2 separate regions of the Homo sapiens genome follow, and region 2 is linked to region 1. A link is an interaction called in ENCODE POLR2A ChIA-PET data of the cell type or tissue named here. Cell type or tissue: GM12878. All regions are shown on one strand. Links, peaks and the distances in the headings refer to the core of each region. The heading gives the core; the rest is flanking DNA. Region 1 overlaps FBXW11 (F-box and WD repeat domain containing 11). Region 2 overlaps FBXW11 (F-box and WD repeat domain containing 11).

What was found. Peaks named below come from ENCODE experiments on the same cell type or tissue, not always from the same donor. Only the 100,000 strongest peaks of a DNase experiment are listed, where the experiment ranks them.
Region 2: POLR2A ChIA-PET joins it to region 1 with 7 read pairs; 4 of 35 experiments call an interaction of 5 or more read pairs at or near these places.

Annotation. Positions count from the first base shown.
Region 1 is chr5:171,932,200-171,937,585 of GRCh38, forward strand. All of the region lies in intron 2 of FBXW11 (F-box and WD repeat domain containing 11), which reads right to left. Among named protein-coding and RNA genes, the nearest start is that of FBXW11, 72 kb to the right of the region's middle. In GM12878, for the core only: no CTCF peak of the experiment used is centred there; no DNase peak of the experiment used is centred there.
Region 2 is chr5:171,984,892-171,990,277 of GRCh38, forward strand. The region is part of intron 1 of FBXW11 (F-box and WD repeat domain containing 11); the gene reads right to left. Among named protein-coding and RNA genes, the nearest start is that of FBXW11, 19 kb to the right of the region's middle. RefSeq lists a silencer at 4,610-4,749. In GM12878, for the core only: no CTCF peak of the experiment used is centred there; a DNase peak (open chromatin) is centred at 4,570; H3K27ac peaks cover 1,281 bases.

The DNA.
Region 1 (5,386 bases), core at 113-5,112:
AGAAAAAAGTAAACAACACAATTTTTAAAATGGGCCAAAAACCTTAACAGTCACTTCACCAGAAAAGATATACAGATGACAAATAAACATGGAATATGGAGCATCTCTTCATAAGTCATCAGGTAAATACAAATTAAAACAAAATACCACAACACATCTATCAGCATGGCCAAAATCCAAAATGCAAACACCATGAAATGCTGGAGAAGATGTGGAGCTATAGGAACTCTCATTCATTGCTGGTAGAAATATCAAATAGTAAGGCCACTTTATTTTTTTTAATTTGTACAAATTTATGGGGTAGATGTGAAATTCTGTTACATGTATATAATGTGTAGTGATGAAGTCAAGGTATTTAGGGTTCCCATCACCAAAGTACAACACATTTTTGTAACTATATTCACCCTACTCTGGTGCAGTCACTTTGGAAGACAATTTGGCAGTTTCTTACAAAACTATATATACTCTTGCCCAACAATCTAATATTCATCCTCTTTTTTACTTGTCCAAATGAAGTGAAAACTAATATCCACAGAAAAACCTTAACATGGCTGTTTATAGCAGCAGTTACACATAACTGCTAAAACTTGGAAGCAGCCAAAATGTTCTTCAATAGGTGAATGAATAAACTGTGGTAGGGCCAGGCACAGTGGCTCATGCATGTAATCCCAGCACTTTGGGAGGCCAAGGCAGGAGACTCTCCAGCCCAGGACTTGAGACCAGACTGAACAACATAGGGAGACTCTGCCTCTACCAAAAAAAAAAAAAAAAAAAAAAAAAATTTAGTCAGGCAAGGTAGAATGCACCTGTTGTTCCAGCTACTTGTGAGGCTGAGGTGGGAGGATTGCTTAAGCCCAGGAGGTTGAGGCTTCAGTGAGCCACAATCACACCATTGCACTCCAGCCTGGGAAACAAAGCAAGACCTTCTCTCAAAAAAAAAAAAAAAAAAAAAAAAGTGTGGTACATCCAGACAATTGAATGTCATCCAATGAAATGAGGCATCAAGTCATCAAAAAACCTGGTGGAAACTTAAACATCTATTATTAAGTGAAAGAAGCCAATATGAAAAGGCTACACACCGTGTGATCCAACTAGATGACATTCTGGGAAAGGCAAAACTATGGAGACATTAAAACAATTAGTGATTGTCAGGAAGGATGGATAGGAAGCACACATAGAATTCTTAGGGCAGTGAAACTATTCTGTATGATACTGCAATGATGGAAACATGTTATTATATCTGTCCAAACCCAAAGAATGTACAACACCAAGAATAAATCCTAATATAAGCTATGGACTTCGGGTGATAATGGTGTGTCAAGGTAGGCTCATCCATTGCATCAAATGTATCCCTGTGGTATGGGATGCCCACATTGTAAGAGGTTGTGTGTGTATGTGGGTAGAAGGGATCCTAGAATCCCAGGAGGAAGTATTCTAGGATCCTGCAAGAAAAGAATTTTTAATAACATCCAAAGGATACAAAGCCTTTCCTCCCACCATCACCTGCTTATCCTGCAAAGGAAGCCATGCAGTAAAGAAATAATACTTTGATAAGGAATGCTCTTAAGCTAGGAATCTTATCAACTTAAACTACCTCAAACTGCCAGGTCTGTCTCAAAAAAATGTAGAGACACATGCAATTTTCATCTATTTAAAAAAAAAACTATACAGGGAAAAGTTCATTAAACTCCTACATATAAAAGAAGAGGCAGGGAGTAAGGGAAGGAGGGAAAAACAGAGAGAACTAAACAACATCCCAAACAAGCCTTTCTTAACTAAGGTTCTGTGAGATCATGAAGCCCTTATGAGAGTAATTTTGCAGACAGTTTTCTTAATTTCCCTAAGGATGGTACATAGATAATACCATTCCTGTCATGTATGAGAGACATTAATTCACTATATACAATGTATGCCTTAGTGCGTAAGCGCATACTGTTTTTGAGAAACCTGGTTGAAAAGAGCTACTGCAAACTGATTTAAATATGATCAAACAGGCATGTGATGTTACTTAAAAACACTCTGAAACACTGAATCAGAAATTGAAAACTTAAGACAGAAATGTACCAAAAACCAGAAGAAATGTAATAAGAATTGACCTAACTCAAAAAATAAAAACAAAATTATAACAAACAAGAATACATTAAAATACCCCCAAAACAGATAAAGCAAATGAAAATTTTAAAAATTTGAAAAGTAGGTTGGGCACATTGCCTCATGCCTTGTAATCCCAGCACTTTGGGGGCCGAGGCATGCAGATCACTTGAGGCCAGGGTTCAAGACCAGCCTGGGTAAAATGGTGAAACCCCAACTCCACTAAAAATACAAAAATTAGCCAGGTGTGGTGGTGCACACCTGAAGTTACAGCTACTTGGGAGGCTGAGGCACAAGAATTGCTTGAACCCGGGAGGCAGAGGTTGCAGCGAGCCAAGATAGCGCCACCCTACTCCAGCCTGGGTGACAGAGTGTGACCCTGTCTCAAAAAAAAAAAAAAAAAATAGAAAATTATTAGGAAACATTGAAGACAAGCAAGAAAACAACCCAAGAGAATAAAAATGAGATGAAGAAATAAGCAATATGGGCAGTGAGAAAGTAGTTAACATGGAAAACAAAGGAGATCCAACCTAAATATAATTGGAGTTTCTAAAGAAAAAAATAAAATAAAAATAACCTTTAAAACTATAATCCAAGCGGTTCCTAGGGTTGGATGGGTGAGGGATATAGGGAATGACAGCCTAAGGGTACAGTGGTTTTTTTTGTTTGTTTTTTGTTTTGTTTTTGAGACGGAGTCTCGCTCTGTAGCCCAGGCTGGAGTGCTGTGGCTTGATCTCACTGCAAGCTCCGCCTCCTGGGTTCATGCTATTCTCCCGCCTCAGACTCCCGAGCAGCTGGGACTACAGGCGCCTGCCACCACGCCTGGCTAATTTTGTTTTTGTATTTTTAGTAGAGACGGGGTTTCACCGTGTTAGCCAGGACGGTCTTGATCTCCTGACCTCGTGATCTGCCCACCTCGGCCTCCCAAAGTGCTGGGATTACAGGCGTGAGCCACCGCGCCCAGCCGGTAGCGTGTTTCTTTTGGTGGTGATACAAATGTTCTAAACTGACTGTGGCACTGGTTATACAACTCTGTGACTATACTAAAAATCACTGAATTGTACACTTTAAATGTGTAAATTTACAATATTTGAGTTATGTCTCAATAAAGCTGTTATTTAAAAAGAAAAAAAAACGATAATTCAAAAAGCTTTCCAGAGATAAAAGGAAACCTGAACTACATGTTGAAAGGGGCTCCAGGTAATAGGGGAAACTGGCCCACAGCAATAAACTCCAAGAGATATCCTAAGACAATTGTTAGACTTTAAAAATAAAGAAAAAATGTTTTCAATCCCCACCCCAAATTTTTTTTTTAATTTAAGAAGAAACCTTTAAAGAGAAAGAGCATTAATTGGATTGGCATCAAACTTCTCGAAACAACACACCAAGCAAGGCATCAGTGGAGCAGCATCTTCCAAAATTTTAGAAAATAAAGGGTAAAGGTTTCCTTGAGTAATCCTGAGATGATGCAAAAAATTGTCAAAAAAATTAATGGTAAACATTTAAAACAATTATGGCTCTAAGAATAAACAAGTCTGAGCCAGGTGTTGTGGCTCGCACCTGTAATCTCAGCACTTTGGGAGGCCAAGGCGGGCTGATCACCTGAGGTCAGGAGTTCGAGACAAGCCTGACCAATATGGTGAACCCCCATCTCTACTAAAAATACAAAAATTAGCCAGGCATGGTGGCGGGTGCCTGTAGTCCCAGCTACTCGGGAGGCTGAGATAGGAGAACTGCTTGAACCTGGGAGGCAGAGGTTGCAGTGAGCCAAGATTGTGCCACTGCACTCTAGCCTGGGCAGCAGAGCTAGACTCCATCTAAAAAAAAAAAAAAAAAAAAAAAGAATAAAACAAGTCTGAAGATAACAGAAGAATCACATGTCATATTCAGACAAAGAAATAACACAACTTTAAAACTGCAGGCCAGGTGCAGTAGCTCATGCCTGTAATCCCAACACTTTGGGAAGGCAAGATGGGAGGATCCCATGAGCCAAGGAGTTCAAGACCAGCTAGGCAACACAGCAAGACCCATCTCTTAAAAAAATTTAAAAATTAGCCAGATGTGGTAGCCCGCACCTGTAGTCCCAGTGACTTGGTAGGCTGAGGCGGGCGGCCCCAATCACTTGAGCCCAGGAGTTTGAGGCTACACTGAATTATGATCATGCTACTGCACTCCAGCCTGGGCAACATAGTGAGAGCCTGTCTCACCAAAAAAAAAAAAAAAAACAGGAAATAGAGGCATTACAAAAATTATAATTAAAACTAACAAAAATACAAACCTCTCTATAAAAAGAAATTTCAAAAATAAAAGAGCAAAGAAAGCACATCATGAACAGAAACAAACTAAAAGAAATGCAGAGAGACATGGATATAAATACACTATACACACTACTCTCACTACAAGACAGCTCAAGAAAACAAAAAATAAAAATTCATAAGCATCAGTAAGGCAGGCAGGTCTTACAGGATATGATAACCTGTTTACACAGACTAAACTTGCTTTTCCAGCACGTGTAAAAAATTTCTGAAAGCTTATCATATATTAGATCACAAAGAAATAAGTTCAATAAAAAAGAAAAATTAGAAAATAAGAGCCTCTGATCAAAAGATAATAAAACTAAAAGCAATTCCTAGAAAAAGAAGAACAATTCCTTCAATCAATGTTATGGAACAATTTATAGAGCTTCTGGCCCATTTGTTCTTTAAAGGTCTGGTGGAATTCTCTGTGAATCCACACTGACCTGATACATTTTTCTGATTTAATTCTTTGACAGGTTTCTCTATTCTTTTCTTCATAACTATTGTTGGATAAGAGAACTCAACATTCGAAAGATGACAGTTCTCCCTAATTTATAAGTTTAACATTTCCCCAATAACCCCACAAGAAAATTCTTTATGGAGCTAGACAAAATGATACTCAAGTTCATATTCAAAAGCAAACTTACATGAGTATTCAGTAAAAAATACAAAAAAAGAAAAGTGGGGAATCAGTCCTACCAGACATCAAAATACACCATAAATAAGCCTCTCTACTGAAAAGCAAGATACTTTCATAGCACATGAATACACAAATACTCCAGAGTAGGGTTGGCAAGCTTTTTCTGTAAAGGGTCAGATGTAAATATTTTGAGCTTTGCAGGACTCACTGATTTTGTCACAACTACTCAACTCTTCTGTTATAGGATGAAAGCAGCCACAGATGATATGTAAGTGAATGAGTGTGGCTGTGCTCCAATAAAACTTTATTTATAAAAACGCAGTGGGGGCCGGATACAGTGGCTCACACCTGTAATCCC
Region 2 (5,386 bases), core at 162-5,161, 53 kb after region 1:
GTGACGACATGCCTAAAACTATTACTACTGCCTTCCAAAATTAACCAACAGGTTATAAAAACAAGCAGTTAACTTTCAGACACTGATTTATGAAGGCAAAGCTTTTCAGAAACAGGACTCTCTTAATAGTCTGATTTACATTCATATCAATACAAACACACATATACGCACAGCTATCAACACAGTCATCCACTCTACATCTAAAATGTCTCATTTCCTCCTCTTCATACCATCTGTTACTATCTCATCTTTCCTTCCCTGGGACATTCCAACAGTAAATGAATCAGTCCCCCTGCTCCAATTTGCCCTGCTCTAAAGCATCCTCTAATCTGACAACTGGAGTGATCTTTGTAAACCACAGATCTTGCTCTAATGTTCACAGTCACCTCCCTTCTCAACCACATCCACCACCCTCATACCTCCTCCAATCTAGGCAGGGATCACACGCTCAAAAACTTACATGTGGCTCACACCTGTAACCCCAACAGCTCAGGAGGCCTGGGCAGGAAGATTGCTTGAGGCCAGGAGTTTGAGACCAGCCTGGGCAACAGTGAGACCCAGTATCTAAAAAAAATTATAAAAATAGACCAGATGCAGTGGCTCACACCTATAATCCTAACACTTCAGGAGGTTGAGAGATAAGGATCATTTGAAGCCAGTTCAAGACCAGCCTGTGCAACACAGCAAGACTTCGTCTCTACAAAAAAAAAATTAAAAAATTAAAAAATTAGCTGGGCATGGTGGCATGCTGCTGTAGTCCCAGCTACTTGGAGGCTGAGGTGGGAGGATGGCTTGAGCCCAGGAATTAGAGGCTGCAGTAAGCTATGACTGCACCTCTGCACCACTTCAGTCTGGGGAACAGAGCAAGAAGACCCTGTACCGAAAAATAAAATATGATTTTAAAACTTAGCCAGACATGGTGGCATGCACCAGCAGTCCCAACTACTTGGGAGGCTAAGGCAGGAAAATAGCTTACGTCCAGGAGGTCAAGGCTGCAATGAGCCATGATCACACCACTGTACTCCAGCCTGGGTGGCAGAACAAGATTCTGACCCAAAAAAATAAAAATTAAAAATGTATATGACCAATTAGATAAAGTGAAATTGGTCTCATAGGAGTTACGTACAGGAAAGTACAAGCTCTGACTCAAAAGGACAGCTACTACTGAGCTCCAATTTTCAAACAAAACCACAAATTAGTGTTTTCATATGAAATGTCCCAATTTTTAAAATCTGGCCAGGAGCGGTGGCTCACATCTATAATACCAGCACTTTGGGAGGCCAAGGCAGGTGGATCACTTGAGGCCAGGAGTTTGAGACCAGCCTGGCCAACATGGTGAAACCCCATCTCTACTAAAAATACAAAAATTAGCCGGGCATGGTGGTATGCACCTGTAGTTGCAGCTACTCAGAAGGCTGAGGCCTAAGAATCACTTGAACCTGGGAGGTGGAGGTTGCAGTGAGATCACACCATTGTACTCCAGCCTGGGTGACAGAGTGAGACTCTGTCTCAAAAACAAATAATAAATAAATAAATAAAATCCGTGTGGACCAGGCCAGGTGTGGTGGCTCACCCCTGTAATCCCAACACTTTGGGAGGCCAAGGAGGATGGATCATCTGAGGTCAGGAGTTCAAGACCAGCCTGGCCAACATGGCAAAGCCCCATCTCTGCTAAAAATACAAAAATTAGCCAGGCATGGTGGTGTGCGCCTGTAGTCCCAGCTACTTAGGAGGCTGAGATAGGAGAATCGCTTGAACCTAGGAAGTAAGGGTTGCAGTGAGCCGAGATGGCGCCACCGCACTCCAGCCTGGGCAACAGAGTGAGACTCCGTCTCAAAAAAAAAAGAAAAAAAAAATCCGTGTGGACCACATAAAATATGTTTGTGAAGCTCTACCTATCCACAGGTTATTAGCTTGCATCTTATGACATAAAGCAGGGATCCCCAACCCCAGGCTGTGGACTGGTATCAGTCTGTGACCTATTAAGAACTGGGCCTCACAGCAGGAGATGAGCAGGAGGCAAAGCTTTATCTGTATTTACAGCTGTCCCCTAACACTCGCATTACCACCTGAGCTCTGCCTCCTGTCAGATGATCAGCCCAGGCATTAGATTCTCACAGAAGCAGGAACCCTACTGTGAACTGCGCATGTGAGGGATCTACGTTGCATGCTCTTTAAGAGAATCCAGCTAATGCCTGATGTCTAAGGTGGAACAGTTCCATCCCCACTCCCCGTGCCTGGTCTGTGGAAAAACTGTCTTCTAGGAAACTGGTCCCTGGTGCCAAAAAGGTTGGAGACCAATGACCTAACGGGATAAAGTTCAAGATTTAGTTATAACCTGCCTTTTCAAATTCATCACCCATACTCCCTTCCACACAAGCAATACTCCGGCAATACACAGAATTACTTACTTGTCTCCCAGATAGACAACAAACACCACTGTCTGCAAACCGTTGTTCACTTGGTTCCCTTTGCTATGAAGCTCCACTATCCCAATACATCCATGTTTACGTCTAACTTCTGCTCGAGCCTCAAAGGGTAAGTTTTTTTGGGTTTTTTTTGTTTGTTTGTTTTTTTGAGGCGGAGTGCCACTCTACTGCCCAGGCTGGAGTGCAGTGGCACAATCTCAGCTCACTGCAACCTCCACCTCCCGGGTTCAAGCGATTCTCTTTGCCTCAGCCTCCCGAGCAGCTGGGATTACAGGCACCCACTACCATGCCCAGCTACTTTTTTTGTATTTTTAGTGAGACGGGGTTTCGCCATGTTGGTCAGTCTGGTCTCAAACTCCTGACCTCAGGTAATCCGCCCACCTCAGCCTCCCACAGTGCTGGGATTACGGGCGTGAGCTACCGCGCCCGGCCAAGGGTAAGTTTTTAAAATATCCCTTATGAAATTTCCTTCCTTTTCTAACTCCTACAACACTGTTTGTCTACTTCCCGTGATCCTTACAAGTTTTCACACTATGGTATACTTTTTTATGTAAAAGACTACAAGCTTCTGGAAGCAAGGTATGCATTTGATTCTGTTCTGTATTCCCCAAACAATACCTAGAACAGAGTACATGCTCAATAATGAATGGATGAAACTATTTATCTGCCTATTTAAGTAACAATGTGTATCTCAATTTGATGGGGCCATGATACCGACAAGGTCCCTTAGATTTGGAAAATTAAAAGGCTAACAGAGTCAGAAAAAAGTCTCTCTAATATTACATCTGAATCAGAAATAACATGAACTCACGGTTCTTTTTAAACATATTTCTTAGTTCTGTCCACTGAAAGGGTCTAGAAGCAATGACAACCCATGGCAATGATTTTAGTTTCTAAATACCATTCCTTACTAAAAAGAACCAGAGCCTTGGAGAAATGGCTGATTCCTGATCACCTTATGGAAATATAAGGTGAGTCTGGGACATCTTGTTGTGCCAAAAAAGCCAAGGGAAAACAAACAAACAAACAAAAAAAACAGTGATGGGGTCATGTCAAAATGAAACAGGAGGAGCTACCTAGAAAAAGTTATCAGTAGCCAAACCTGAGACAATCTGAGCATTAGCAAAGACTGTAATTGATTGTTAACACTGAATAAATAAAAGTCCAGGAGAGTATGGTGATATAAAAAAGGAAGGAAGAAAAATGGGGGCAGCCTGTGGGAGTGGCAATTTAAAAACTACAATTCTGGCACGGTGGCTCACGCCTGTAATCGTAGCACTTTGGGAGGCCAAGGCAGGCAGATCACTTGAGGTCAGGAGTTTGAGACCAGTCTGGCCAACATAGCAAAATCCTGTCTCTAATAAAAATACAAAAATTAGCCAGGCATGGTGGCAGGTGCCTGTAATCCCAGTTACTCAGGAGGCTGAGGCAGGAGAATTGCTTGAATCCAGGAGGCAGAGGCTGCAGTGAGCTGAGATCACGCCACTGCACTCCAGCCCGGGCAACAGAGCGAGACTCCACCTCAATAAATAAATAAATATATACATACACACATACATTCATACTACAATTTTGGCCCAGCATGGTGGCTCACGCCTGTAATCCCAGCACTTTGGGAGGCCGAGGTGGGCGAATCTCCTGAGGTCAGGAGTTCAAGACCAGCCTGGCCAACATGGCAAAACCCTGTCTCTACTAAAAATATGAAAATTAGCCGGGCGTGGTGGTATGCACCTGTAGTTCCAGCTACTCAGGAGGCTGAGGCAGGAGAATCACTTGAACCCAGGAGGTGGAGGTTGCAGTGAACTGAAATTGCACCACTGCACTCCAGCCTGGGCAACAGAGTGAGACTCTGTTTAAAATAATAAAATAAAAAATCTACAATTTTGCAACCCCTATTGTAATAACCGATTTCAGGATCAGGATAATGAAACCAATGAGTGAAAGGCTGTAATGAAACAGGGTATTTACAAGGTGCCAAAATAGTGTCCCATAGATTCCTCTCTAATAGCAGAAGAGAAAATTTTACCTTCATTATGGAGAGATCTGGCTGCGCCAAGGAATCAAAGTTAGCATTGCTCATAACGGGATAACCCGTCATTAAGTGCCTCCTGATATGACTCAATGTGAACTGCACTTCACCTATGATGAAGCATTCTCGTCAAAATGTTTAACCTGGATGCATCTCAATTAACTTCCAGTTTACAGGAAGTAGAGGAGCTAGAGAAACCAGTTAAATGACACCACGAGGAAATAATGAATGCACAAGGTTACACATCCTACAAGACAACCAGAGCTGGTCTCTTCAAACAAGTTAATGCAGGCAAAGGAAGGAAAAGGGTAAAGGAACTGTTCTTAAAAAAGAGTACAAGAAACATAACCAAATACAAAGGATGTACTTTGTTTGGATCCTGTTTTGTCGGTTTGTTTGTTTTAAAGAAGTGAGAGTGGTATCAAAGACATTCTTGAGACAATTAGGAAAATTTAGATTTAATTGATGCTTGATATTATATTATGGAATTACTTTAATTTTCTTAGATGTGAAAACAGTATTGTGGTTACACATGCATAAAGTATATGTGATTATATATAATGTGGTTGTATACACGGAGATATGGTTGTGTGTATGCATGTAATGGTTTGAGACAAAGAGAGAGAAACTATCCTTATTTTAGGAGATACATGCTGAAAACTTAGGGGTTAAGTATTATGATGTTTGCAACTTACTTTCAAATTTTTAACAACAAAAAAGGGAGGTAGGGAGGAAGGAAAAGACAGAGTAAGAGAGGGAAGGAGAAAAGGAGAGAAATGGGAAGGAGGGAAGAAGGGGAAAGAGGAAGAGAAGGGAGGGGGGTAGCAGAGAAATGACTCAAATATGACAAAATGTTAACAATTGTTGAATCTAGGTCAAGAGAGTATATAAATGTTATACTTTTTTACCTCAACTCTTAGATGTATAT